Linked DNA regions of Homo sapiens: region 1 is linked to region 2. Evidence: read pairs that join two places in POLR2A ChIA-PET (ENCODE). Cell type or tissue: PC-3. All regions are shown on one strand. Each heading gives the region's core, and the rest is flanking DNA. Links, peaks and the distances in the headings are about the cores only. Region 1 overlaps LOC105378771 (a long non-coding RNA gene). Region 2 overlaps ROR1 (receptor tyrosine kinase like orphan receptor 1).

Region 1 (15,223 bases), core at 2,796-10,795, 120 kb before region 2:
GTCTCTGGAGTTAGAGAGGCCAGGGTTTGAATTCTGGCTCCATGAGTGCCTTGTACACTCTTGTACTTTGTGCCTTGCAGTAGGGAGCTTGGTTAAGGAGATGAGTGGGGCTAAATGCTCCCTGTGCTTACCAAACCAAGTACTCTGAAATGGGGCTGCACCTGCCCAGAGGAAAGCCGGTGCCTGCCCATAGGGTGCCCTTTTTGGAAGTGGACGAGAATGGTGATTTCATATTTGAAAAAGGGCATGCTATGGGCAGGCACTGGCCTTGTCTAGCTCCAACCCATGCCAGCCATGTGGCATTGCACAACTTACTTAACCTTGCTTTTTGCCTAGCCTTTCTCATCTTTATAATGAGATTATGACACCACTAACCTCACAGAGTTTTTGTTAGGGTTAGGCAGGATAATGCATGTGGTATGCTTGGCACTTGTCTCAGATACATATTCCATAGACGCTAGTTTTTATTATCTGTAGCAATAATAGCCCTATTTGCCAAATAAGCAAATTTAGAGAGAAAAGAGTTGGCTGAGAGCAGAATATGGGGGCACTCCTCCATTTAGAGGCAGCAGAAAGAACCAGGAGAGAGAAGGGCTGAAAACATTGTGCAAGGGTGAGTTAGAGGAGAGGCTGGTCAGGTGTCAGGAACTTCTGAAAGATTAAGCTGGAAAAAGCCTGCGAACAGTCCCTTGGAGCTGACAGTTAGAGATCACTAATGATCTTTGAATGAGAAGTATCATGACAGCAGTGGGAGAGGAAGCCAGATTGCTGTGGGCTAAGGTGTCAATGAGTGGTAAGGCAGAAAGAGTAACTCTGACCTATTCATCAGAAATTAACTTGTGAAGTGCTTGTTTCTGTGCCCCCAAATTCATATGTTGACATCCCCAACCCTAAGGTGATGGTATTAGGAGGTGGGGCATTTGGGAGTGATTGGGTCATGAGGTTGGAACCCTCATGGATGAAATTAGTGCCCTCATAAAAGAAGCCTGAGGCTGGGCGTAGTAGCTTATGCCTGTAATCCCAGCTACTCGGGAGGCTGAGGCAGGCGAATCACTTGAACCTGGGGAAGCAGAGGTTGCAGTGAGCTGAGATAGCACCACTTCACTCCAGCATGGGTGAAAGAGCAAAACTCCATCTTAAAAAAAAAAAAAAAAAAAAAAAAGAAGCCTGAGACAGACCTTTTGCCCCTTCTGCCATGTGGAAGGTGCTGTCTATGAGCCGAAAATTGGGCCCCTACCAGATACTGAATCTGCCTTGATCTTGGACTTTTTCAGCCTCCAGAACTGTAAGAAATAAATTCTTGTTGTTTATAAGCTACTTGGTTATGATATTTTTTATAGAATCCCAACCAGACTAAGACACGAAGGGTCAGAGGCAAATAGGTCAGTTGCTTTAGGAGGATTCAAATTGATAAACACCTTCCACATACTTTATTTCTTTTTTTAAAATTTTATCCACATGCTTTATTTTAGGTAATAGGTATCCCCTTCAAAGGGCCAGATCAAGGGAGCTCCAGGGAGACATGGACCCCTGCCTGAACCCCATATCTATCTGTGGAATCTGGGTATCTCTCCATCTCTCCAGACTCCTGGGATGATAAGGAGGATGATTTATCTCAGCTACTCAAACACTGAATGGGACTATCTTGTATTTAAGGAGAGAAGAAAGTTGAATGTATTTTTTTTAGGCAGAGTACAGTCAACAGAATACAAAGCGATAGAAGGATGAGGTCAAGGACCCAGGTGGATGGATTCATCCTGGTGGATGGTGGGGATGGAGAATGCAAGGGAGAAGACAAATAGACAAGTCAAGGATGCAGCAGAAGGAAGATGAAGGACTCTCTGATGGTCTTTCTTGGAACAGAAAAATGTAAGGTCTGCGGAGAGTGCAGGGACCAAAAGGTGAAGGGCCGTGCATTGGTCAGGACAGGTTAAATGCTGCAACAAAAAATCCCTAAGTTTTAGTGGCTTCCCATAATGAAAATTTATTTCTTTTCATATCAAGTCCAGACAACGTAGGGTTGGCAGGAGCCTCTGCTCCATGCAGTGATAAGGATCCAGGATCCATCCATTTTATGGCTCCCTCATTTTGTGGGGCCTCAAAGTCCTTTTCTGAACCTTCTTCATCTGTTGGCAAAAGCAGGAAGAAAGAAAACATGGAGGATTGTGTAGGAGATTTTATAGGCCACTCCTGGAGGTGTTGCACATCACTTTTGCTTATGTTTTATTGGCCAAACTTCAGTCACATGACGAATCTTAACTGCAAGGGAGGCTAGGAGGCATCCTCAAACAGTGTGCACAATTCCATCTTGTCTGTGTCCTCAGTGCCCAGTGCCTTGCACAACGTCTGGGCAATAGTGGATACTCAGAAACATCACTGAATAAGTACGTAGGTGAACATGATCTCATTTGGTCCTCACTATTCTCTCTACTGGTACCCTGCTTGAGGTTCAAAGACAACATAGACCTAATGTCCTAGATATGAGCTAAAGGTTGGGCTTATGCTTAGAGCTGGTCTTCCTATGATGCTGATATACTGCAGTGATCCATTCATACTCTTTGCACTTGTATGTTTGCTAGCTGGGGTTAGTCCTGAAGTCTGTAGTTAGTGCCTCTGGCAGAATTATACTGCCTTCCTCTCAGGGAAAGAAATATCAGAGTTTTTCTTTAAAAGCCCAGCACTATAACCAGTTTGAGTTAATGATTCTACAAGTACATTAACCAACTACAATTTCCAATCCAAATATGAGATAACCAGCCCATGATTTGGCTAACCAGATCCTCCCTGAACCATACAGCCCCTTGCTAAACTAGCAAGTCCGAAGATGAATGGACATGTTACTGACTGAGCTAACAAGTCCCCATTTAAGCTAACTAGTTCCTAGGGTCACAAGGTACCACTGATTCGACTGTGTCCTACAGATAAAGTTTAAAACCCAGGACTAGGGTTAATCTTCTCCAACACCTTTATAATGACCCTTTTTATGGATAACATACACTCTAGAAGGGGAAGGAAAGCTGGTGATGTGAGTCATAACTTTCCTAAAGGTCAAATAAAGGGCTCTTTATCAGGCTGGCGAAGCTCGCCTGCAAGTGCAGCATGATGCGAAACCGCGTCGGGCAGGGAATGCCAAGGATATTTTTATAAACAACTCCAGAGCCATCAACAATGTGCGGCTGGTGCAGAGATTCCCATATTTGTAGATGATATTTCATGAGCCAGGGTGCCTCTGAATGAGAGTGAGTGCCAACAAGCTGAAGAAGGAGAGGGAAGCAGAAGCAGGCAGTTCTAACACAAGTCAGTGTTTCAGGCCCGTGGAGACACAGGGGCTGAGGCCGACATCTCTGACTCACTCAGCCTGGTGTGGGGCAGTAGAGGCAGTGCTGGATAGCAAGGCGTTGGGTGGATGGGAAGCGAGTAGGGTCTCCTAGTGCCAGGAGTCCTGCCCAGACTGCAGAAGGCAGCTGGGCCCTTAAGGATAAGAGTTCTGATGGCAAAGGAAACAGGCATCCCATTCAAAGGGCAGATCCATGGAGCCCTCAAGGAACATGGACCCCCCCGCCTAAACCCCAAGTCATCTGGAAAATGTGGCCATCTCTCCAGCCTCCTGATATGACAAGAAGGATGAATTTCCTCAACTACCCAGCTCCAGGCAGGACTGTGTCCCATCTCATGATAAGGCAACTCATTTCAAAGCAATTTAAAGTCCAGGCTTTGGAGTCAGTAGGTTCTAAGTCCCCAGTTACCACCTAGTAGCTATGTGGCCATGGGCAATTCATTCAACCTCTCTGGGCTTCGGTATCCTCTTCTATAGAACAGTGATACTATTTTGCAGGTTAGTGAAGATTTATTTAATGAGATTGTGCATGAAAAAAGCCTAACCAAATGCCCAGAAAGCAGTAGGTACGTAATATACAAGTTTGATTCCCTTCGCCTCAAGCCTGGCTTAGCGCTCTCCGGACCAGGCTTAGGCCTCCCCTTGTCACAGTGGAGCCTTGGATAGGCATGTGCCATCACTTCTGCAGTGCCCACCTTAACTGCCTGCCCACCAGACGTGGGATCCTGCCTTGCTTCCCTGGCCCATGTGGGCCTGCTGATGGCTCCAACCTGCCTGGCAGGAGTTCTCAGGCTATGATCATTCTGAGATCATTCAGGCTTGTAGAGACACAGGGGGTGAGGCTTCATTCTCAGGTTATGATCAAGACTCATGCCCAGCATACTTATTCTTGGAAATAGCACCGTGCAGGCAGGCAAGGTACTGGCAGGTATGGATCAAGGCTGGGAACCTCTGTCAGACTTCACGTAAAGAACTAAAGGCTGCTCATGAATGAAGGCAGCTGTGGCTGGCCTGCCCTCTCCTTCATGTCTCTTTCTAACAATGTCCAAATTAATGTTCTCCAGCTCTGCAGAGGAAATATTCTAAAGCATAGTAGTTTAAACTAAAGAAGGACTAAAAGTCTGACAAAACTTCTACCATGTAATTTATATGTGCTGAGCTGATGTGGATGGGTATATGTTCGTGGTCAACCAGGGAGCCTTCCACATTCTCGAGTCAAGTTGGAGTGGTGTTTATTGTGGTCTAGGGAACTCTTTGGACAGGCAAGACTCCAGGCCAGTGTTTATGACAATGGGGGATCTCTAGATCACCTTTCCCAGGACATCCAGGGATGCTTGTGCACATCTGCACACTACATTTTAGGAACTCTATCCTTCCTTCTTTTTTTTTGTTTCTGTTTTTTGAGACAGAGTCTCGCTCTGTTGCCCAGGCTGGAGTACAGTGGTATGATCTCGGCTCACTGCATCCTCCACCTCCTGAGCTCAAGAGATTCTCCTGCCTTCATCTCCCAAGTAGCAGGGATTATAGGCATGTGCCGGCACACCTGGCTGATTTTTGTAGTTTTAGTAGAGATGGGGTTCCACCATGTTGGCCAGGCTGCTCTTGAACTCCTGACCTCAAATGATCTGCCTGCTTCGGCCTCCCAAGTGCTGGGATTACAGGCGTGAGCCACCACTCCCAGCCCATCCATCCTTCTTGACTCCATCTCCATCCTTCTCCACTCACTCTGCACCAGCCACCGTGGTCTTCCCAACTTGAACACCCTAAGCATTACCCCTGGAGCCTCTGCTTCCACTCCTCCTCTTGCCTGGGAACTCTTTCTTCCTCCATCTCCTTCAGGACTCATCAGAGAGCATCTCACTGGCCATCCTTCATAAAACGGCACCCCCCACAAACTACTATTCCCTTATCATGGTGATTTTTCTTCTTACAACTTAGCTTCAGACCCATTACTACTTATTTTTTATTTACCATCTGTCTGTCTCCTACAAAATCAAGCTCCATGAAGACAGGTTTTCATTTTCATTTTTTTCACTGCCGTCTGCTCAGTTCATAAAACAGCCAGGCCCCTAGTAGGCCTTTAATACTTGGTCAATAGATGTGGGACTTGACCTTCAATTTGGCCTGTTGTCCATATATATAGTGAATTAGGTAGAAAGCTATCATTAATCACTTTACACAGATGAGGAAACTGAAATTCAGAGAGGTTAAGTGACTTGCCCAGGGTCACTAACTAGTTAGAGAGAAGGTCATAACCAGAACCCAGATATCCTGAATCTCAATATTATGCAAATGATGTGAGCCATTTGTGACTCCTTAATTCTTCAGCCCATTTCCCAAAGGACACCATGTTGTGTTGCCTTAAAGACTGCCTTTAAATGGAGCACTGACTCCATTTAAGCTTGATTGATTCTGCTCACAGACTTCTCAGAAATTGGAATTTAGAGGTGATAGGCAGAGACTAGTGCTTTTTAGTACAAACCACTTTTCGGTTTGTCCAGCGTCTACTCTGAACTCTGTTTATTCCAAGTCTAATGCAGAAAATACATGCACTAAAAAACAAATTTAAAATAAATGATAAGTGAGTTAGAAACTGCCTGGGGATGTCAGGAACTTATGCACCGTGCTATGTGGGTTTTGAGTAAATATTTGCTTTGCAAGCCAGGAAGCAATATGTATTTACCAAGGCAGTCTCAGGCTGAAGGGCACACATGCTACTTCTGGGGCTTGGCACGATCTCTCCAGAGAAGTGTGCACGTGGGCCTAAGCACCACGGCGTTCTGCAGAGAGGAGGCAGCTTGGCATCAGAAACCCGGGTTCTCATTTGAATTCTGCCCCTCTCTAGTTGGGCAAATTTGGGCAACTTACTGCTCTCTCTGGGCCTTTTTAGCCCTTAACATCCTATGACTTTAAGACAGACCTGAAAGACTTGTATCAAAATAAAAATAGTTAGAAAGAATAATAAGACCTAGTATTTGATAGTACGACAGGGTGACTATAGTCAATAATAATTTCATTGAACATTTAGAAATAACAAAAAGAGTATAAATAACAAAAAAGAGAACATTTAGAAATAACAAAAAGAAATAACAAAAAGAGTACACAGATGAGGAAACTGAAGTTCAGAGAGGTTAAGTGACTTGCCCAGGGTCCCCAACTAGTTAGAGAGGAGGTCATAACCAGAACCCAGGCATCTTAACACAAGACATAAATACTTGGGGGGATGGATACCCCCTTTTCCATGACGTGATTATTAAACATTGCATGCCTGTATTGAAGTATCTCATGTACCTCATAAATATATGCACCTACTATGTACCCACAGAAATAAGAAATAATAAAATAATTAAAAGTAAAAATTAAGAAATAGTTTTCTGGTCAGGAAATGGTTCAGACGTGAGAGGGCGGGGAAGAAGTTGTGAGTGCTTTCCTGTCTCTTTCTTCTTCTATCTTTTCCATTGAGTTAACTCTTTTCTCTCTTGTTTTTACTCTCAATTCAAGCATGTCTTTCTCTAAGCACTTGTAACCAATGCCAGAACTTCCTGAGGGCCTTTGCTGTGTTCTTCAACAACAACTAGTACCTGTGCCGAAAACAATCTGTGCTTTCAGGATAAGTGTTTGGCTATGTGGGGTGATGCGGTGGGCAGTGCCTAGAGGTTCCTCTGTCTAAAACATCACTCATCAGATCACACAGTGGGAAAGATGCTCACTGAACACATTCACTCAGCAGCTGCATATTGAGCTCCTTCCAGAGGGATATGTCAGCCAACAGAGCTCAGCCTGGCCCTCGTGAAGCTTAAGGTCTGGCGATGGAGAAATGGTTAGGGAATCAGCCCTAGTTCATGCTCCCGTGAAACTATTACAGGAAGCTGTAGCCACAGGAGGGGCACCTCCTTCCAATCTCAGTCTTGGCGAAAACTCTGGCAAACCTTTCCAAGGTATAATATGTGGCTTCTAAAACAAGATCTGAAATTATTCAGATAATTTCAGATAATAACTTCAGAGAGCTGAAGTTATTCAGGCAAAGGTGAGGAGGGAGAAAGTGTTCCGGGCTGAAGGTATACGTGTGTGTAAATGCAGAGGCCAGGCTGGGGGTGGATGGATTCAAAGAAGGCAGAGAGCAGGGGGGCTGGAGTGGGAGAGGGAGGCAGGAGATGAAATTAGAGAGGAGAGGGGGTGGGCTGGGTGTTGCCTAGAGCCTTGTGAGCACTTGAAAGAGTTTGGGCTGGCCAGGCACGATGGCTCATGCCTGTAATCCCAGCACTTTGGGAGGCTGAGGCAGGTGGATCACCTGAGGTCAGGAGTTCGAGACCAGCCTGGCCCACATGGTGAAACCCCGTCTCTACTAAAAAAACAAAAAACAAAAAAAACAAAAATTAGCTGGGTGTGGTGACACGTGCCTGTAGTCCCAGCTACTCGGGACGCTGAGGCAAGAGAATCGTTTGAACCTGGGAGGCAGAGGTTGCAGTGAGCCGAGACTGTGCCATTGCACTCCAGCCTGGGCTACAGAGCCAGACTCCGTCTCAAAAAAAAAAAAAAAAAAAAAAATAGTTTGGGCTTTGTGCCCAGGGCAGTGGGCAGTTCCTGGAGCTTGGGAATGTCACATTCAGATTTGTACTTTAGCAAGGTCACTCCTCACCTCTGCAGAGTGTACAGCCCCTCTCTGGAGGGAGGCAAGGCTGGAGAACCAGGGAATGGGTGACCGGGTGAGAGAAATCATAGAGCAGAGGAATCTTTTGATTCCAAGAGCAGGTCCAGCTGTGGAGCTTCCAGAGCAGGTTTCGTCTGCTGTTCTTTCTCAGACCCCTGTGGTTCCTTTTCTCCATGTGGCCACAGCATTCTCAAACTTGATTTTAATACATTCTGGGGTTTTGTCACATTAGAACAATGGGATACAACCCCTTTGAGCATGAGAACTGTTTCTTAACGTAAAAGACTTCACCCCCACGTCACGGTTCTGGTGCTTTTAGTATCTGTTAATTGAGAAAATAACTAAGGAACAAAAGCCTCCAGGAGATGGAGGCACACTTGAGAATTACCCACGTCTATATGGGAGCCAGGATTTAACCAGTCTGTTGACATGGCTGTTGTAACGTATGCATCTGTGGAGCCATCTGAAAGAACTCTGCACCCCCCACCCCCAAGGGGTTGGGAACCGTTGCGCTGGAACATGTGTGTTAAGAAGCCACATAGACATCTGTCCCCAGAGTGCAGTGCATGGCTGCCTTCTCTGTAAACCGTGGGGTGCATAAACTCAGCTGGTTCTAATTGCACAGGGCATGCCATATTGTTGCCCGATGTAATGTCAATTTTTATTTATTTGTGTTTGTGAAAAGCAGGGCTGATTAGACCACTTAAAACTGCACAGGCTGGTTAGAGCCAGGCTGGCGTTAGTGATTTCAGCTGCCCTCCCCAAAGTCATCAGCGCTCCCAGCTCTCAGCCTCCCTCTGAGAATATAAAATAGGGGCCTTGTGCTATCATGATTTCTATTTCATCCTGACTCTTATAAACTACCATATAAAAAGCAGCCGCTGATGGTTTTTTTACATTTCAATTTCATTTTGAGGCTTGGAAAATCACAAAATAAAAATAGCCCTGAGAGTGGAAAGTTTGGGGGAGTTTGTTTAGCTTTCTTTGAAATATACTTTGTGAAGAAATGTCAGTCATGAGATCTCTCTTGGTGGAGTGCTTTACTGTTGGTGTAATTTTTTTACATCGCTTTCTCCTGTGTAATCCTAAGGGAGACCCTGTGAGGTGTGAATGATTACTATCCTCATTCTGCAAATGAGACAGAAGCTCAGAGAGATGAAAAGACTGGCCTGGGCCAAGATGGCATGACCGGGAATGGCAGAGTCAGTCCAGGTAAATCCTCACCCCAAATCCTGGCCTCCCCTTACAATCTTACGTCTCTCCATGCCTGGTTCCTGCCTTCCTCCTTCCTCAGGTGTCCAGACCATGTCTGGACAAACATAGGCTCTGGCTTAGTCACCAGGCAACTTCCTTCCTGCCAAGAAACCTACTGCTCGGTATAAGACTATTTACTTACAGATCCTCTGGGTCCCCTTGCAGGTGGCCAGCTCCTTGAGGACAGGGCATTTGACTTTGTCAACCCTGTGTCCTTAGGACCCAGAAGAGGGTTTAGTACATAGTAGATATTTGGTTAATGTCCTCCAGATGGAAGCATCATTGAATAAGAAAGGTTGTTTTTTTTTTTAATCATTCTATTTCATTCCATTTTGGTCCTGATTATAAATTGGCCATTAAGAGATTGATTAAGGTCTTGAAGTTATTACTGGGCTTATCATTTTCTAAACTGTGTTTTGAGGAATGTTCTGAGATATGTCAATAGGCATTCCCCTAAAATTAAAATTTTCGTGGTCATAGAAGTTTGGGGAATACTGATTAAATAAAATCAACAGGCTTTTTTAATTGCAGTTGTTCTCAAAGCATAGATCCTTCTCCAGGTCTGGTTCCCTTCAAGATCTCCCCATCTGTATGAGTTGGAGGCATACTTCTCCTTTCTCACAGTTGTTTAATGAGTAACTTTTAAACACACACATCTGCACTTGTACACGGAACTCTTGTCCTGAGCGGCCCATCGTTTGCAGGGCTGCTTCTCTCACGGTGTCACCAGTTCTCAGCAAAGCCACGAGTGTGTATGTTTCTCTTCTTTATCACCTTCTCTGCCTCCACGCATAGCCAGGCCATAGACCTCCCAGTGCCTGAAAAACTCCCTTCCCTTTTGCCTAAAAAGTACTAAAGTCTCTTTCATTTAAAGAAATATTTCCTTGTTCATACTGCTTCCTCAGCCTGTGGCTCCCTTTTACTTCTGCTCTTTGACTTCAAACTTTCTTGAGGAGTTGAGCACATCTGAAGTCACAATGCCTTCCTGAGGGCAGTCTGCCTCCAATGAGTAGTGAATGCAGAGGAGTCAAGCCAGCCTCTTTGCCCCAAGTCAGGATTACTCTGCAGGTCCATCCAAGCTCCAAAGCTCCACCTGGGATTAGCTGAGACCTTTGCTTCAACACGCCAACTTCCTCTAGCCAATTCTGTTCCTTCACGTCTGTCAAGGTATTTATTCCAAGAATGCTCCCCAGTTCCTATATGCTGATGTCCATCTCCAAGTCTGCTTCCCAGGAGACCCGACCTGCAGCAGTTGGTTCTTGGAGTAGCCAAGAATGTAAATATTAATGGGAAAATTTTAAGCTGCATTTTGAGCTGGCAGTAAGAACGCCGTCATTGGTGGTAGATGGAATAGAGATGGCTCCTGGCACAAAGCAGTACAGTTGTGAAAATTGCCATCATGGTGAACTGGAAAGGTATATACATGCAAGGAATATTGTGGTTGGTCAGGTGTTTGGGTAATATGGAGTCATAAAGAGAATGAAGTTGGATGGATGTATCTGAGAGTTATTGATGCTTTTGAGAAAGATAATGAAAGGCTGAGAGTATATATTTAGCAGCATAGAAAGAAATTCTCATCTCCTGAGATCTGGAATAGAAAGAGCTGAGGATCAGGCCCAGGATTTAATTATAAGAGAAGTAGAGCTTCTAGACCCTGATGGGGCTATTCCACCAAGGTTGAGTCCCAACCGGGAAGAAATGGAACCCTGTGTTATGGCAGGAGGACATCTGAGTTGATGCACTTCAAAATCTTGAGTGTCCAGATTCCCCTGAATTCTTTGGGCTGGCAGAAGTAGCCCCCCACTCCCTCTTAGAGGCCAGTGCTTCCCCTGTGCTTGTAGACAATGTAGAGACCATTACCCTTCAAGTGAACACATGACCTCCCTCTTTACTCACCTTTTGGCCACCAGACAAAAAAAGATAGAATTAAATCAAAACACATCCTTGCCAGGAAAGTACTGAGCCTATTCAGGGAAGAAAGAAACTAGATTTCAGGGAAGCTGTAGGACCTAACCCACAAGTACAGAAGCTGGGAGAGTATGTGTGGGCCTGGACTCTGAGAGTGCTGGATCAAGGGGAGACCGACCATACAAGTGGATGAGGGAGAGTTTATAGGTATGGCAGCAATCTCCCTGCCTAGGACCCTGGGAGGCAGTGTTAGCGCACCTCCTGGTGACTCTTAGAAGGCTGGAGAGGGCTATAACCCACAAAAGTGAAGTGGAAATACCAGAGTCACTATGGAAGACATTGAAAGGAGAGATTGAATGGCTCAGAGAACTGTGCATACCAGAATGAATAAAGTATGTAAGGCTGGTAAATCCACCAGAAGACTCTTGCGCAGGTGGGCTCCGGAAACACTTCGTTTGCCAATGCAATAAGCAACACACTGACAAAAAGACCATCATCACGGAGAAGCTCAGTGATGGCCACTCTCTATAGACTAGAGTTAATGCTGGGAGATTTGGGCTCCTAATAACAGTAGGGATGATTAGATATTAAAAATAGAGGCCAGGTTTCAGCATTTAACTATGAGAAGCAAGGGAGGTGCAATTATCATAGTAACAATAGGAATGATAAGATCTCGATAACAATAGGGATGATAAAATCTCAAAAATAGAGGCCAGATTTCAGGATTTAACTGTGAAAAGCAAGGTTGGCACAATTATCATAGTAAGTGGCAAGATAGAAAAGCCCAATCTGCTATGGAGATGGTGTAATGTCCCCAGTAGGTCAAATACGCAGGTCTAGGAACCAAGGGGTTTGTGTAGGAATAGCCCCCTTATCATCACTTTCAGTTATTCACTTGGGGAATTTGTGCTTCATTTTCACAGCCCTGGTTTCTAGAGGCTTAGCAGTGTTGGCTCACAGAGGGGAAAATGCTTCCACCAAGGGACACAGCAAGAATCCCATTAAATGTTAAGCCACATCTTTCTCTCTAGTCCCTTCAGGATCCTGGCAGGAGTAATTGATCCTGACCATCAGGAAGAGGTAGCACTGGTGTTACACAATGGGGGCAGGGAAGAATATGTTTGGCACCCAGGTGATCCATTTGAGTGTTTCTTGATACTTTTTGCCCAGTTTTGATGATAAATAGGTAAGTGTAGGAGTCATTGCCTGAGAAGGGCAGAGGAACAAGATTTCAAATCCCTCGGATATGAAGGTCTGGGCACCCTCACCAGGTAAGCTATCTAAACCTGCAGAGGCAGTAGCTGAGACTGAGGGGAGTGATAGGAGACGAAGAAGATGCTGAGTATCTGTTTTGTCCTTGGGATCAGGTGCAGCAGGCAACACATTAGTTTACAGCATTAACCTTCCTCTTTTAAGTTTCTCTAGAAAAAGAGGTCCACTAGAATCCTAAAAGATCTGCTTTCAGGACACACACCAAAGGAGTGGATCTGAGCAACATGAGGCATGGACTGGCATGGATGTTGTGGCGCCCCAGCCAAATTCTGTCTCCCCACCCCCAGGATCAAAGCACTCATTCCCCCAGCTACTAAGAGTGTTGACCATTGACAGCATATGGCTGAGTCCAGTCCCAGAGGCTGCCCTCAGCTGAAGAGAGTTGCCTCGCTCAATGCCACACACCTTCCTTAAGGGCAGCCCTGAGCATAATGGGTCATTGCTGCGTGGTCATAAAAGCTCAGCCCCATTGCCCCAATTAGGAACAATGCTTCAGGGCTCTTCAAACACCAGAGCTCTCTATGGAATGGGATGAGGGCTTTTGTGTGACTGCGTCACCACCCAGCTTCACTCTGTGCCCAGTCCTATTCCTTTGCTTCTTCCGCAGATCGCAGTTCTGAGAACCCTCCCAAGTGAGTTTTCAGCATGCTAATCTTTTACTCAGAGTCTGTGTTCCGGAGAACAGGGAGGCAATACAAAGCAACCTGCAGTTCCAAACAACAATAAATTCCAAGCTGGATAATCAAAAAATATGTATATATTAATATATATGTGGAGATATATGTATAGGCAAATCATGGCAAAACTTCAGAAAATCAAAAAAGATATTTAGAGATGGGAAGAAGGAAAAGATAATGTCAGAAAGGCAAAACTTTTCTCAATAGAGCAGCAATTTTTCTGAGGGCTGACTTCTCTAGAGAAAATATTGAAGCCAGAAAAGGGTGAAATGAAATGGTCAATGCAGTGACATAAAATAACCTAGAATCTCATACCCAGGAAAATAACCAGTCAAAAATAAGGGCAAAATACGAACGTTTCAGAAAAAAACAAAAATACAAAGTTTACAAACAACAGACACTGAATAAATGTTTGTTAAGGAATATATCTCAGACAGAATAGATGGAGGGTGCAAGGACAGATGGTGAATGTGTATTTTGGCAAATTTACAGATAAAACTTAAGAAAACGTTTAATTTATGAAATGATAATAATGTCTAGTGTCTGTTGGGGGCAAAGAGCCTAGAATAGACAAAAGTAGCATGTGAATTTAGAGGAGTGGGAGATCAGATTTAAGGCACCCTGAAGTCATAGTATGTTTGGGGAAAAAAATACTATTTAAACTTTGTCCAAAAGAATGACATAGCACTTTAATTAATTAATTCCAAACTTGTAGGGGAAGAACTAGGATGGGGAAGAGAAAAAATGCAGTCAATCCAAAGGAGGTAGGAAGGGTGGGTGTAAAACAGGAAAGGCAGAATGAATAGAAGGATAAATAGAAATAAGAGAGTAGACATAAATCCAAATAAGTCAGTAATCAAAATAAGGGGAAAAAATTCTGGGCATAGTGGTGTACCCTTGTAATTCTGACTACTTGGGAGGCTGACGTGGGAGAATTGCCATAGCTCAGGAATTCAAGATCAGCCTGGCCAATATAGCAAGACCCCATCTTGAAAGAAAAAGAAAGCAAGAAGGAAGGAAGGAAGGGAGGGAGGAAAGAAGGAAGGAAGGAGAAGAAAGGAAGAAAGAAAGAGGGGAGGGAGAGAGAGAAGAAAGAAAGAAAGAAAAAGAAAGAAAGAAAGAAAGAAAAAGAAGGAAGGAAGGAAAGAAGGAAAGAAGAAAAAGAAAGAAAGGAAATAAGAAAGGAACGTGGTGGCTCACGCCTGTAATCCTAGCACTTTGAAGACTGAGGCGGGTGGATCACGAGGTCCAGAGATTGAGACCATCCTGCCCAACATGGTGAAACCTCGTCTCTACTGAAAATACAATAATAATAATAATAAGCTGGGTGTGGCCGTGCGTGCCTGTAGTCCCAGCTACTTGGGAAGCTGAGGCAGGAGGATTGCTTGAACCCGGGAGGTGGAGGTTGCAGTGGGCCAAGATTGCACCACTGCATTCCAGCCTGGGGACAGAGCGAGACTCTGTCTCAAAAAAAAAAAAAAAAAAAAAAAAGATAAAGAGAAAGAAAGAAAAGAAAGCAAGCAAGAAAGAAACAGAAGGAAAATGGATTAAGCTGTCTTGTTAAAGCACCAAGACCCTCATACCGCATAGAAACAAACTCCAGCTATGTCCTTTCTATAAGAGACTAACTAAATAAAATACAAGGACAAAAAAAGTTTGAATGTCAAAGCCTAGAAAAAATATGTCAGGAAAATATTAACCAAAAGAAAGCAGGCCAACAAAACAAAACAGACTTTGAGGAAAAAAGCATTTAAAAAGATAAAATCACTACATAATGGTAAGAGTTTCGATTTGTTAGGAACATAACAGTTGAAAACTTATATTTACCTAATAATACACCTTCAAAATATAGAAACAAAAACGGTTTGATCTATGAAGAGGCATTAACAAATCCTTCACTATTTTAATACAGCTTTCTTGGTTATTGCTAGATCAAGTAGAAAACAATGTTGGCAAAGATATTTGAGATTTGAACAGCATCATGTAAAAGCTTTCAGGACACTGCTTTGATTTATCATCTCCCCCAGGTCTCCACTTCACCTCATAAACATTCCCATCGCTCTTGTCCTGACTTTTTCGTTCACACATCTCAGGGTAGTCCTTGATTTGTGTCTGCGCCACCAG
Region 2 (15,223 bases), core at 4,674-12,673:
CACACCTTGAGGTTGTTGAGGGAGAAGAGACGGGCTCAAGTGCTGCCTTTGTCTTACCAACCTTGTGAAGCCTCCTTGAGCAGCCATGTCTTCATTTGTAAGATGAGAATAAGAGCACCTGTTTTATGGGCTTTTTGTAAGGATTGCGTGTGCTCATGTAAGAAAAACCCCTTGCACCCTGCATAGTACCTTGCAGAGCAAATGGTGGTGATAATGACAATAGAAGGAGCTCTCTTTATTGAGTGCTTACTGTGTGCCAGGCACTGTGCTGGGCACTGGACTACAACAGAGGGGAAAGATAGGCATCGTTCCTGACCTCACTGCGCTTAACAAAGAGAAAGCTCTAAGAGAAAGTTTTCAAAGCATTACCCTTCTCTGTATATTTAAGAGGAAAGCTTTAATGTTATAGGATGCCTTCTAAATATGTATTTTATAACACAGTGGGTAGAATGTGGAATGTGTCTTCTGGGAGGGAACTGGAGTTTTGCATTTCCTGCCTGCTTGTGCTTTTGAATTTGTGGCTGTAATGCTGCCCTGCCTGAGGTTTCAGCAGTTAATATTTCCCAGGGCAGCATGATGTCAACGCCCCGTGGTCTCTTATCTACAAGAAGGGTATAGCCGGGGCAGAGGGAGAGAAAGGACTATTTTCAAAGCCTCTCTTGAAGACTTTGTTGAGCTTTAACTTAAAATTTTCCTCATCTCCTTCCTCAAACGTTTGTGCTTGATGTGCATAAACCATGCCAGTGTTTTGGAAGATTCAAGTTTGACCACCATAAATTGGTTCATATTTCCAGCAGGGCAGTTATTTAATTTCCTGTTGGAAGTCTACAAAATGTTGGCACTGTTTGCTCTTTGGCAGAAGACCAAAACTCAGTACAGTATCATTAGCATGCTCTGGTACATAGATTAAAGCACGATTGTCTTTAATAAGAGGCCATCCCTGTTTAGGATGGGGCTTTGGGGGCTGCAAGGGTGCAGGGAAGCACAACGAGCTTTCTAATCAAAATCAAAGTGCAGTTACTGGGACTCACTCGAGAAGGGTTAAAGGGAGGGCAGAATTCCGATTTCTTGTCTCAATTTCATTTGTTTGGGTTATTTTGCTCTAGACTCTGGGAGAGTTTTGGAGGCCAGGGCTGGCTGGTTTGTGGGATACCCTGGTTTAAGCCTCGTGCTTCTTCTGCATTCCTCCCTCTTGGCAGTACGGCTCATGGGAGAAGCCCACCTCTGAAGCCCATAGAGAAATGCAGAGTGTCTCTACGGAACCCACTGTAGTAACTGAAATGTTATAATGGTGGGCATTTACAGAGGCTCTGTTATCAGTGAGGCACTTTACATATGCATATTCAGCCTTTACAGTAACCCTGTGAGATACGTATTATTATTGCTGTTTTGAGGATGAGAATACTGAGATGCAAAAAGATTAAAGTATCTGTAGCCAGTGAGTATCTGAGCTGGGGTTAGAACCCAGTTCTGTTCCTTGGAAAGATTCTTACTCTTCTCATATACCCTAATAAGGGCCTGGGGAAGGAAAGGATCTGAGTTTTCAAAAAAGCTTGAAAATTTGCCTAACATGAATCTTGGGAAATTATTTCTAGGGGCTTCTTACCAGATTAGCTCTGTTTTTCTTTCGCAGAGGCCCTTCAGTGTTGGCTCTTTGGTAGAATGAGCATAGAAATGTATTTTTTTCCTACAAATATTGTATCATGAAAAATGTCAGACAGATTGAAAAGTTGAACACCACCTACATTCTACTATTGCTGTTTTATTCTATTTACTTTATCACTTGTTTCTCCATCTAACCTCTAAGATCTATTTATATTTGTTAGAACATCTTTTCTCTCTGCCCTTCTGTTCCTTTGATTGATGGCAATGGCCTGATGGGAAGTAATTCACAAAACCAGAGGGAAAGTACAGTGCTTAGAACAATCTTTTTTTTAGGAAAAAGAGAAAATTGTTCTTATGTTTAGGTAGAGCCCAAAATGGGCATTTTTCCCCTCCCCTAGGTCTGTTGTTTAAAGGATCTGACAGAAATAATTATAATGAGGCTGATGGTGAATACATAAGGTATAACCTATTATTACTGTCTTCTATGCACCAGGCATGATGCTGACTGCTTAGTAACCTTATCTCATTGATCATTTCAACATTCCTAATTTACAGATGAGCAAACAGCCTAGAGAGGTTGATTTCTGAGCTGGGATTTGAGACTGGTGTGTAGAGACTATGGTGTGATTTCTCTGCATTTCAAATTATGCTTCCCTATATTTTTGTTCCAGGGTCTCAGTGGGAGGCCCTAGAAGGTTACTACTAATAAGGAAAAATTGCTAAAGCCCTGGAAATTGAAGGCTACCAGAACCTTGTAAAGATTCTCTGGGACTAGACCTCATTCCTCTGAGGATCCTTGTCAGACAGTTTCCAGGGGGTGGGGAGATGTTCTGCTCTCCCCAGAGTGTCATAGAAAGTTTCTGTGGCTTTCGGAATTTCTCATGACTGATTCACATCTTCTTCTCCAGCTTAGAAGAAAATCCAAACACTTACCTTTGGTTTATCAGTTGGTTAATGTTGTTTTCTTTTCATGGTAGGATCATCTATGGCCTCCTTAGACCTATACAAGTGACATCTTTTCTTCCTGGGGAAGAAGATGGTTTCTGCAGGCACTGACTTATGAGGGCAGGTGCATACCTTTTGTAAGGGATGAAACTTGAAAAAGAATGGGTGCTTTTTGATGTGTTTATGCTTGAACCTGCTTCCTTGTTGAGTGTGATCTTGAGCAAGTCACATAAGCTTCTTAAACTCTTGGCATCCCTGCAGCAGTTATTATTGTGAGGGAGATGGAAAAAAGGTATGGATAGAGTTCTTTCCATTAGAAAATGTAATATTCCTCAGGAGCCCATGAAGAGGATGCTGCTGAAAACTGAGGACATGGCATAGATAGGAATTGCTAGAGAAAGGCAGTAGAGAGAAGAAAAATACCTGTTGGTTGAAATAGTTGATTGGAGGAATAAAAATTGCCTGGAACTTAAAGTTTCCTTCGAATACCAGCACTGTCCATCAGTAGCTGTATAAATTAGCCTCTTTGGTCATTAAGTTTCATCATAAAGTGGGATTATTAATACCTACATCATAGTCTTATTGTAAGGATAAAGTTTACATAATGTATGTAAATCTCCTAACAGTAGTTCATAGTACTTGGCGATAAAAGATATCTCTTAGAAGTAGGAAATGGGGAAACTGAGGTACACCTTGAAACCTGAGTAGGATTTGGATGCGTAAAATGGTCCAGTTCTGAAAGTATTTTACAAATATCACCATGGAACACTATGCAGGCATCAAGAAGCATGGTTGAAACCCAAAACTCTTCTTTCTTTTAATAAGGCAAAGGTGGTTAACTTTTTGAGCCAAAAGTTCCAAATTGTTCAGTAAAATGTCATTGATAAGATATCAAAATATCAGATATCATTTTGGTTGAAGCTCAAGTTGGCAAGAACCAAGGGTGGAATTGCTAAGCTGGGTGACACATTTGAAGCCATTGTAATGTTTTAGTGATCTCCACAGGGCACGTCATTGGTGGCTCTCCCTGTCCCCCTGCAAGCCCTGCAATCTGGCTGCATTTTCTACACACTTGTTTGGTTGTTTCATGAAATCTACCCCCCTGTACTGCTGCAGGCCACAAAGAACAGTGTTCAGTAAGGTGGATTTTGGAAACTGAAGTTGTGATTGCACTGTAGAAGGCTTTCATTGTTTGTTTTGTTTTGCTTTTAGTTTATGGAGGACTGTTGGGAGATTAGGAGAAGGAAAATGCCCCAGTAGAACTGAAATCCTAGTCTAGCACCTGAAAAGAGTGAATTTTGCCTTCTTTTTTTTCTCTGCTACCTTGCAGTCATTTCTGCTATATGCAGATTCAGGTTTGATGTGAATTTTGAGTTTAGCTGGAATTAGTTCTTTCATGGCCTTGGGGAAGATGTGGATAAAAGAATGAACATACTAAGGGTTGACAGTAAAATTCAAAGGTCAGGTAAGGTTCTGTATGCATCCTCTGCCTGGAGTGGTTGTGTAGTGATAGTGTTAGGACTTTATAAGTCTTTTTCTCACATCATCCTTATAACAAGCCTTAGAGATAAGTATTGTTTTTATTGCTATTGTGCAGATGGAGAAACAGATGAGGAATGGAGAAGTTCAATAACCTGTGTGAGGTGGTACAGCTAGGAAGTGGCAGAGATGGGACTTGAATTCAAATCTCTGACATGTAAGCCCTTCCAGCAATTGTGGTGGAATATGCTATCTCTGTTACAGGCTTCTCTTGTAACAAGCTGTGCTTGTTAATGCTCTATAAGGAGCCTCTGGGAGCAAGGAAAAGGGAAAGATTTTTTGTGTTCACTTTGCATCCACACAGCCCTTTTTATTCTCAAGATTATGCTGGGGGGAGGAAGCACTAGAACTACCGTGAATTAAGTGTTCACATTGTACCTAGATTAAAGCAAGGTGCTCTGCATAATTCTCACATTTAACCATGCTGTCCTTATCCTTATTTCATTGATGAGCTTCAGAAAGTCAGGTTCCTTGACCCCAGTTTCACCCACAGAGGAAGTTCTGATGGTGAAATTTGAACACAGAATGAGTCCACCACCTTGCCTTCCTCTTCGGTTTTCAATGACTTCTCCCTGACAGTCCTGCGATGGCATTTGTGGTTTTAATTTCAAAGACCCTTACAATTGTTGATGGTTGATAGCATTTGGTATCCATTGGAAACTGCCAACACTTTTCACTGCTGCATTTGGAAGAAAATCATAGTGAGTTGATGTGTTAGTGATTCAGGACTTCTGGGAAACTGAGAGCACCCGTGTGTACTTATTTGGAGTCAATACTTTATGAACAACTTTGGCCCAAAAGGAGAAAAATCTGTCTTCTGAAATTGAGTGCAGGTCTCTTAGTGGCTTACCTCAGCAGGGAGCCAGTTATTACATAAGCTGAATACCAGGTCCGTGGGTTTCCCTAACCTGAAAAAGAAGCAGCGTTTGCAGTTATGAGGAAAACAGAAAGACCCATTTCTCTGTGGCATGATACTGAACAGGCAGCTTCAGCCGTGAGGATATTTTGGCCGGAGGAAAATGTAGCTTAAGAAAAGTCCCAGCTGGTTCAAGTGACTTAAGCCCAGCTATTCATGAAATATTATCTGACAGCTCCCCCTTCTCCTCAAGTGGCTGGGGAGTGAGTCACAATTGCCCCAGAAACCTGTGTTCTCATATGGGATTTTGGTATTCCAGGTTTGCTCTACTTTGCACACTGGACAGCTTCATGAAAAGCCATATTTGGTGCAGACATTTTCTTGTGATGATAAAAGCATTTAGTAAATGTACTGGGAAGCTTGCCGTGATGAATCCTTTTGTTAAGAAATTAACCAACATTAATTTTGAATGTAGGACTGTCCCACGTGCCCAGCACTGTGCTTGCTGATGTGGGGGTTCAGAGATTATGAGACATGTGAAACACTAGAATGGAATCTCCATGAAGGCAGCGATTTGCCTATTTTGTTTTCTGATGAAACTGTGGTATATGTAACAGTGTCTGGCACATAGTGGATGCGAAATAGATATTTGTTGAACAAGTGAGTATGTCTCTGCCCATAACAGCTTACAACCTAGTTTGCTTGCATTAATTAATCAACTAATTATTAATTAATGAATGATTTTATTCCTTTATTCTACTTATATGAGCATCCAGAAGTCCTCAATTTTATTAGGATATCTTTAATTCTTTTTATTATTTAAAAAGGTAAACATGTGATGTGTTTGTTGTAGAAAATGAGAAAAGAGCAAAGATGTAAAAAGAAAAATAATTGAGACAATAATTATTTTAATTTAAGCTTATATCATTAGAAACTTTTTCCATGTAAATACCTGATTTTAAAAAATGAGTTTAATTCTCTTGCAAGTTGATTTTATAACTTGCTTTCCTCCCACTTATCAGTGTTATTGTGAACAGCTTTCCATATCAAAATACACTGTTCTCAAATCATCAATTTTTAATCACACAATTTAGCATTGTGTGTGATTGCATCATAGTTTTCTTAATCCCTATTGTTGAATTGTTGGGCATTACTCCTCTCTCTGTTTCATTAGTATAAACAATGCTATGATTATCTGTTAATTTTTGTGCATATCCATGATTATTTTCTTGGCAATAACCCTTTGAAGTGGAATTATTGAGTCAAAGGTAAAAGTCTTTTGATCTACACAATCATTGTGGCTACCATAAAGGTTACAGAAATGTATTCCCCTCTCTGTGTTCTGTGGAAATAAAGTGGTTTTTTTGTTTACACATAACTGATGCCATGTATTGTCATTTAAAAAAAAAACAACTTTCTGGGTTAAAAAAGGGAATATTATTGTTATTTAAGTTAATATACTTTTGATTACTGGTGATGTTAAAAATCTTTTAAAATATTTTTTGTCATTTGTATTTCTTCTTTTGCAAGTTACTGGTTTATATCCATTTTCTTACTCAGAGACTCGAGGACAGATCTTCTTTCCTTGGTCCCTCCCAATCCATGATGGGACTTGCTATGGAATTTGTCCACAGTTAGCCCCAGTAAATGTTGAATCCTCCCATCCACCCACTCATTCATCTACCCACTCACCCATCCATCCATCGATTTATATGTTGATTCATTCAATGAGTATGGAGGACCTAATAGATACAAGGTTTATAATTTAAGATAGCGCTTTGAAAGTTTTTTTGATATTGCTGCTAACTACAGACATTACTTTTTTTTTTTTTTTTTTTTTTGAGATAGGGTCTCACTCTGCCATCCAGGCTGGATTGCAGTGGTGCTATCATAGCTCGTTGTAACCTCAGACTTCTGGGCCCAAGTGATCTTCCTGCCTCAGCTTCCTGAGTATCTGGGACTAGGAGTCCGTGCCACCACACCCAGCTAATTGTTTTATTTTTTGTGGAGATAAGGGGGTCTTGCTATGTTGCACAGGCTGGTCCTGAACTCCTGGCTTCAAGGAATTCTCTCACCTCAGCCTCCCAAAGTGTTGGAATTACAGGCATGAGCCCCCACACCCAGTCAAAATCTTAAACTTTTTTTTTTTTTTGAGACGAAGTCTCGATCTGTCGCCCAGGGTGCAATCCCGGCTTACTGCAACCTCTGCCTCCCGGGTTCAAGCCATTCTCCTGTCTCAGCCTCTCTAGTAGCTGAGATTACAGGCATGAGCCACCACTCCTGGTTCATTTTTGTATTTTTAGTAGAGATGGGGTTTCACCATGTTGGCCAGGCTGGTCTTGAACTCCTGACCTCAGGTGATCCACCCACCTCGGCCTCCCAAAGTATTGGAATTACAGGCGTGAGCTACCGTGCCCAGCCCCAAATCTTACCTTTTAAGAAAAGACATATTAATATGAATTAATACAATGAGCAACTAATCCAAAAAGTTTTTTTTCTCCTAATGAGTTTTCCTTTGGGTAATGGAACTGATCTTGTCTTTTCTGTGCACCCAGCAGGGTTGGGTAGACAGAAATCAACAAATGTTTTCTGTAAAAGTCTGGATAGTAAAGATTTCAGGCTTTGCAGGCCATATAGACTCTGTTGCAACTATTCCACTCTGCTCTAAAAGCAGGAAAGCAGCCATAGATAATTTGTAAACAAATGAGCATGGCTTTGTTCCAATGAAAATTTATATATAGAAATAAAATTTAAATTTCATACAGCTTTCATTTGTCACAAAATATTATTTGTCTTTTTTTTTCCCCCAGTCACTTAAAAATTTAAAAACCATTCTTAAGTTTGTAGGCCATACAAAAATAGACAGTGAGCTGGATTTGGCCTGGGGTTTGCAGTTTGCTGATCCCTGGGGTAGGGTCTCAGAAGCATGCTTTGAGGCTTTGAGGAGCTAATCTGGTTTTGCAAATTTGCTACAAACAACCCCACAATGGATGATTCATAAATGAATAATAGAATTGAGTTTAGCTGAGGCTTGGATATGTATCCTACCTCTTAATGACTGGCAATACATAATTCTTAGTGTGTTAGCAATATTTTAAGCTTCTAAAAATACTTTTATTATATATTTACTCATAAAAATTTTACAGTTATGAGCAAAGAAAAAACGCTTTCCTATCCTTTGTCAATATTTTGATGTGTCTTTTTTCAGTCTTCATGTATATATAGGGCTTACGTATGTATAATGTCTTTCTTTACAAACACTGTTGAATCCTGCTTTATTTCTCTTAATAATATATGGTAAATATTTGTCAGTGTTGTTGAATATTCAAATATAAACTGAAACCACAATAAAATACCACTACATACCCACAGAATGGCTATGATTAAAAAAACAACTAACAATACCAAGCATTGGTAAGGATGTAGAGAAACTGAAATCCTCATCCATTTCTGGTAGGAATCTAAAATGGTGCAGCCACTTTGGACAACAATTTGGCAGTTTCTTTAAAAATTAAACTTAGCATATGACCCAGGAGCTCCAGTCCTAGGTATTTATCCAAAAGAAATGAAAACACATGCCCACACAACGATAGGTATGCAGATATTCAAAGCAGCATTATTTATAATAGCCAAAAATTAGAAACAACCTAAATGTTCATCAACTGGTGAATGGATAAACAAAATGTGGTATATCTATACAATAGAATACTATTTAGTAATTAAAAGGAGCAAAATAAAGAGAGGCTACCACATGGATAAACCTCAAAAACATTATGCTAAGTGAAAGAAGTTAAGCACAAAAGACCACATATTGTGTGATTGCATGTACATTACATTTCTAGAAAAGGCAAAAAACTAGAGACAGAAAGCAGATCAGTGTTTGCCTCAGGCAAGGTGGGAATGGTTAGCGTCACTTCTAGGAGCAGCAGAACTTTTGGGGATGACGGAAATGTTTTAAAAGTCGAATGTGGTGATTGCACGACTGTATATATTTACTAAAATTATTGAACTGTACACTAAATGGGTGAATGTTATGTGAATTATACCTAAATATAACTGGTAAAAATATTCTTTGAAAGCTGAATTTTTAATAGTGTCATATTATTCCATCATGTGAATGTTTTATTTCTTTATCCTGGATGACTTGGGAGAAATATTCAGTGTTTATTTCCTTTTACGCCAAAATCCATATTCAGTAGGTTCAATTTGAGCCATTGGACTTAAACAAGAATGATTCAGAGGAATGAATCCCAATCCAGTTGTCAAGAAACCTAGCGTGGTCTCAATCCTGCCTCCAGCTGGGTGGACCTCAGTTCCCTCATCTATAAGATCTAGGACAGAAATAAATACAAGGAAATACTGGGTTCCAGGGAATAGAGGATTAGAAATAGAAAACATAGTAGTGGCAGTAATGAATAAGACTGATTTCCCTAAAAGTAGGAGGCCAGGCACTGATTATTTTTATTTTTATTTTTTAGCTTTTAAGTTCAGGGGTACATGCACAGGTTTGTTACCTAGGTAAACTTGTGTCATGGGGGTTTGTTGTACAGATTATTTCATCACCTGGGTATTAAGCCTAGGACTCATTAGTTATTTTTCCCGATGCTCTCCTTCCTCCCACCCTCCACCTTCCTATATGCCCTAGTGTGTTGTTCCCCTCTATGTGTTTATGTGTTCACATCATTTAGCTCCCACTTACAAGTGAGGACATGTTATATTTGGTTTTCTATTCCTGAGTTAGTTGGCTAAGGATAATGGCCTCCAGCTCCATCCATGTACTTGCAAAGGACATGATCTCATTCTTTTTTAGGGCTGCATAGTATTCCATGGTGTATACATACCACATTTTCTTTATCTAGTCTATCATTGATGGGTATTTGTGTTGATTCCATGTCTTTGCTATTGTGGATAGTGTTGCAATGAATATATGCATGCCTGTGTCTTTATAATAGAATGATTTCTATTCCTTTGGGTACATACCCAGTAGTGGGATTGCTGGATTGAATGGTATTTCCATTTTTAGGTCTTTGAGGAGTCACCACACTGTGATTCACAATGGTTGAACTAATTTACACTCCCACCAATGGTACATTGTGGAGAAAAAGGAATGCTTTCTCCACAACCTCACAATGGTACATTGTGGAGAAAAAGCATTCCTTTTTCTCCACAACCTCACCAGCATCAGTTATTTTTTGACTTTTTAGTAATAGCCATTCTGACTGGTGTGAGATGGTATCTCACTGTGGTTTTGACTTGCATTTTTCTAATGATCAGTGATGTTGAACTTTTTTTCACACATTTATTGGCCACATGATAGACTGGATAAAAAAAATTTGGTACGTATACACCATGGAACACTGTGCAGCCATAACAAGGAATGAGATCATGTCCTTTGCAGGGACATGGATGGTGCTGGAAGCCGTTATCCTTTTTTTCATAATGGTTGCTGGCTGCATGTATGTCTTTTGAGAAGTGTCTGTTCATGGCCTTTGTCCACTTTTTAATGGGGTTGTTGTTTTTTTCTTGTAAATTTAAGTTTCTTATAGATGCTGGATATTAGACCTTTGCTGGGTGCATAGTTTGTGAAAATTTTCTCCCATTCTGTAGGTAGTCTGTTTACTCTGTCGTAGTTTCTTTTGCTGCAGAGAAGCTCTTTAGTTTAATTAGACCCCATTTGTCAATTTTTGCTTTGTTGCAATTGCTTTTGGTGCCTTTGTCATGAAACCTTTGCCTACAGGTGCTGTTTATTTACACCCCTGTCCCAACCTCACCCCACTCCCTTTCTTTTGCTGGTGGGAAGTCAGTAAGAACTGTGGGTGGGGTTCTGAGGTAATCAATACAAAGAAGAAGGTAAGAAATTGGAGGGGACTCAGGGGAGATGGCAATGCTGACAAGGGGTTGGATGGAATTTGTTCTGTAAACTGGAAGCATTCTGCTTGGCCTCAACACTTGCCAAGGCGTTGATGACACACAATTTGGATGATTTAATCACCAGGAAACTATCTAGGTTTCTTGTTCTGAAGTATGAGAGGACAGCCTATTAAAGGAAGACCGAGGCTGGATATTGCCATGAAAATAGTAAGTTTTCACGTTTGGCTTCCGAGGGGAGAGCTGGTGCCCTACTCACTGCAGGGAAATTTAAACTGGGTGAAACTGAACTGGTTTCCAATTGCTTGTGTTCTCCATTTCCAGCCAAGTTCCAGGTTTTCCTAGAGTACAGCCAGGAGCATCTGCACCTAGAGAACACAGAATAAAATTGTGGAAACCAAACTTGTAAATGTTTTTCTCATTAGCTTCAGGCTCCCAGCCACCAATAAACTGTAGGCTTTAAAAAATCCTGTATTATTTTGCAAGTTAAGAGAATGTGCATATTCCCCTTATTTATATGTTCAGGATTTTCTTAAAATGTTACACATCAAGCATTTATCTGCTAAGCCACCCCAAAAGGTAACAGCATTCTAGTTTTTGTACAAAAGAGAAAAAAAATTCCACTTAATAAACTTGCAGTAACTTGAGCCTGTTGGTGGTCTTGGAGGAAACCCAAATCCAGGTTTGGTTGATACTGTGTAATGTGAATGCAATTAGTAGCGGTTTTTCTAAAGTAGAAAGAGATGTAGAAAAATAATGCATAGCAAATTTAGGTCAGAGCTGGGAAGCTTATAAATCCTTATTTTTGTTTTCATTACTTTAAGTAATAGGGCTTTTGTCTTTATTATGTAATTTCCCTAGCAATAATATGTTTTAAAACATTTTTCTGTTAATTTCATACATTTGATCAGAAAGCCACAGTTCATAAACCCCTGTGATGTGGCAGCTGTCACTGTTTATATATAGAGGATGACTTCTTGTTCATCCCTGGGAGGCCAACACAAAAATTACTGATGGGGGCAACTTTCACTACCTGTTTTTTCATTTAGTAGAAGGTTTGCAAAGCAGTTTTCAGTTGATCAACATCCTCCTGATAGGCTAAGGAGTGAACTGACCTTTACATGCATGGTTTATTTCAGAGCATGTTATTTGATTCCAGCATATTTAAACCTAAGCAACTAGATTGTAAGGTCTGTAAAAACAGAATTTGTCTTTCTGGTTTTTTACTCTATTCCCCTGGCACATAGTAGGTGTTCAGGAAATATTAGCTACTATTCTCCTCTCCAAGATGCAGCTGTTCCTCTCCAGCTGTCCTGTCCTTGCTGCTCCTCCTTGAACTTGCCAGGCTACTCCTGCTTCAGCACTTTGGAGACCACAGACCAGCAGGGATCACTCCCTCTCCTCTTCTGGGTCTTTGTTCAGATTATACCATCTCAGTGAGGCCCTAACTATCTCCTTCCTTTCTTTCTTTATTTTTCCATCATATCATCGCCATCTGATAAACTGATATATTGATGTACTGATATATTGACTTATTTATTTGGGAATGTGAGCTCCACCAGGACAGGTGTTTCTGTCTGATTTGGTTATTGCTGTATACCTAGTGCCTAGAACATAGTTGCTATAATTTACTTGGATGTTCCGCCACGTACTGGCTGTGTGGTAATAGCTAATGCATTTGCTCCCTTGGATCCTTTGTTTGATTCCCCATTTGTTTCATATGGCATATGTGGGTCAGATGAGATGTTGCACATGAAAGCTCTTTTATGCTATGTGTTATGCAAATGTATTCACTTATTTATTCATTTAATCAACCAGATGCAGTTCCTGCCTTCACAGAGCTTAATAATTGGACAAATAAGTAATTTCACCAAAGTGGGAATGCGGGTGATAGGGATAGTGTGATAGGGAATGTGCAGCGTGCTATGGGAGCACCGTCACGAGGGATTCCTAATTCAGATGTGGGGACAGGACCCTGGAAGGCTTCCAGGAGGAAGGAACATAGAAGCTGAGATCTGGGGATGGAATGGGCATTCAACAGGCGAAGGGAGTGTGATGTAATTGATGGCATGGAGAGTATTGCAGGTAGGAGGAATAATGTACAGAGTCTGGAAGTGCAGAACCATAGAGTACTGGTGGAACTGAAAGTAATTCAATCTTTCTGGAATATCCAGTGTGGGGACAGATAAGTGGATAGGGATGTGGCTCGTGATATAGTCTGGGGACAGATCAAGGAGCGCTTTGCAGGCCATGCTGGGGAGCTTGGACTTGATCCTAAGGACAGTGTGGAGCCATGGAAGTCTTCCAAGAAAGGAGTGACTTGGTCTGACTTTCATTTTCAACAGTCATTTTATGGAGTAAGACAGCTTATTTCCTCGCCAAGGAACTTGAACACAAGCTCCCAGGAAGGGAGGTTGTGAAAACAGTGAAAGGGCCTTCCAGAAAGTAAATCCTTAAGCTCCATGAAATTAGCTTAAATTCTGTTTGAATCTGACTGGTGAATATCATAGCAATGAGGCCAAAAAAAAAAACCTTCATAAAAACTTAATTATCTTTGAGGCCGTAGCTCATACTTGAGGGAAGGGACATGGGTAACGCTAGAGACATATATGTTTGCATTAACTTTTACGCCACTGTGGGGCAGACAATTAAAGCAGGAGTGGAGGAGTCAGAGCAGTTTTGAATCTGCTTTTAAGTCCCAGAGAGTGTCACAGTACCTCCTACCCAGCACTGGTTGCCAAAGTAAAAGAAAGTGGTAACAATAGGGCATAAGGTGGTGGAGAAGAGGCTGGGTAGACCTTGGCCATATTCTTGCTTTGCACCTTACACTGCTATAAAGAACTACCCGAGACTGGGTAATTTATAAACACAAAAGAGGTTTAATTGACTCAGACTTCTGCATGGCTGGGGGGTCTCAGGAAACTTAAAATCATGGCAGAAGGTGAAGGGGAAGCGAGGCATGTCTTACATGGCAGAGGAGGAGAGAGAGAGTGCTAAGAGAGAAGTGCCACTTTTAAACCATCAGATCTTGTTGGTTTAAAACAACCACTATCGTGAGAACAGCATGGGGGAAAGCACCCCCATGATCCAATCACCTCCCACCAGGTCCCTCCCTTGACATGTGGGGATTACAATTTGGGATGAGATTTGGGTGGGGACACAGAACCAAACCATATCATTTTACTCCTGGCCCCTTTCAAAGCTCATGTCTTTTTCACATTTAAAAGCTAATCGTGCCTTCCCAACAGTCCCCCAAAGTCTTAACTCATTCCAGCATTAACCCAAAAGTCCAAGTCCAAAGTCTCATCTGAGACAAGGCAAGTTCTTTCCACCTATGAGCCTGTAAAATCACAAGCAAGTTAATTACTTCCAAGATACAATGGGGATACAGGAATTTGGTAAATGTTCCCATTCCGAATAGGAGAAATTGGTCAAAACAAAGGGGCTGCAGGCCCTGCACCAAGTCCAAAACGCAGCAGGGCAGCCATTAAATCTTAAAGCTCCAAAATAATCTCCTTTGACTCTATGTCTCACATCCAGGGCATGCTGATGCAAGAGGTGGGCTCCCAAGGCCTTGGGAAGCTCTGCCCCTATGGCTCTGCAGGATACAGCACCCCTGACACACAGCTGCTTTCATGGGCTGGCATTGAGTGCCTGCACCTTTTCCAGGTGCACAGTGCAAGCTACCAGTGGATCTACCATTCTGGGATCTAGAGGCTGGTGGCCCTCTTCTCTCAGCTCTACTAGGCAGTTTCCCAGTGGGGACTCTGTGTGGGGGCTCCAACTCCATTTTCCCCCTCTGCCTGCCCTAGTAGAGGTTCTCCATGAGGACTCCACTCCTGCAGCAGACGTCTTCCTGGACATCCAGACATTTCCATAGATCCTCTGAAATCTAGGCAAAGGCTTCTGAAGCTCAACTTTTGTCTTATGTGCACTCGCAGGCCCAACACCAGGTGGAAGCTGCCAAGGCTTGGGGCTCCCACCCTCTGAAGCAATGCCTGAGCTGTACTTTGGCCCCTTTTAGCCATGGCTGGAACTGGAGTGGCTGAGACTCAAGGTGCCATGTCCTGAGGCTGCACAGAACAGGGAGTGCAGGAGGGACCCCTGGCCCACAAAACCAGTTTTCCCTTCTAGGCCTCTGGGCCTGTGATGGGAGGGGCTGCCATGAAGATCTCTGAATTGCCCTGGAGACATTTTCCCCATTGTCTTGGCTATCAACATTCAGCTTCTCTTTATTTATGCAAATTTCTGCAGCTGGTAGCTTGAATTTCTCCCCAGAAAATAGATTTTTCTTTTCTACAACATGGTCAGGCTACAGGTGTTCTAAACTTTTCTACTCTGCTTCCCTTTTAAACATAAATCCCAATTTCAGACCATCTGTCTGTGAATGTCTATGACTGTATGCTTTCA

Evidence for each region. Peaks named below come from ENCODE experiments on the same cell type or tissue, not always from the same donor. Only the 100,000 strongest peaks of a DNase experiment are listed, where the experiment ranks them.
Region 1: POLR2A ChIA-PET joins it to region 2 with 6 read pairs; 4 of 35 experiments call an interaction of 5 or more read pairs at or near these places.

What each region holds. Positions count from the first base shown.
Region 1 is chr1:63,695,333-63,710,555 of GRCh38, forward strand. All of the region lies in intron 1 of LOC105378771 (a long non-coding RNA gene), which reads left to right. Among named protein-coding and RNA genes, the nearest start is that of ROR1, 71 kb to the right of the region's middle. In PC-3, for the core only: no CTCF peak of the experiment used is centred there; DNase peaks (open chromatin) are centred at 6,029 and 9,319; H3K27ac peaks cover 4,274 bases.
Region 2 is chr1:63,816,682-63,831,904 of GRCh38, forward strand. The region is part of intron 1 of ROR1 (receptor tyrosine kinase like orphan receptor 1); the gene reads left to right. Among named protein-coding and RNA genes, the nearest start is that of ROR1, 50 kb to the left of the region's middle. In PC-3, for the core only: no CTCF peak of the experiment used is centred there; no DNase peak of the experiment used is centred there; H3K27ac peaks cover 1,188 bases.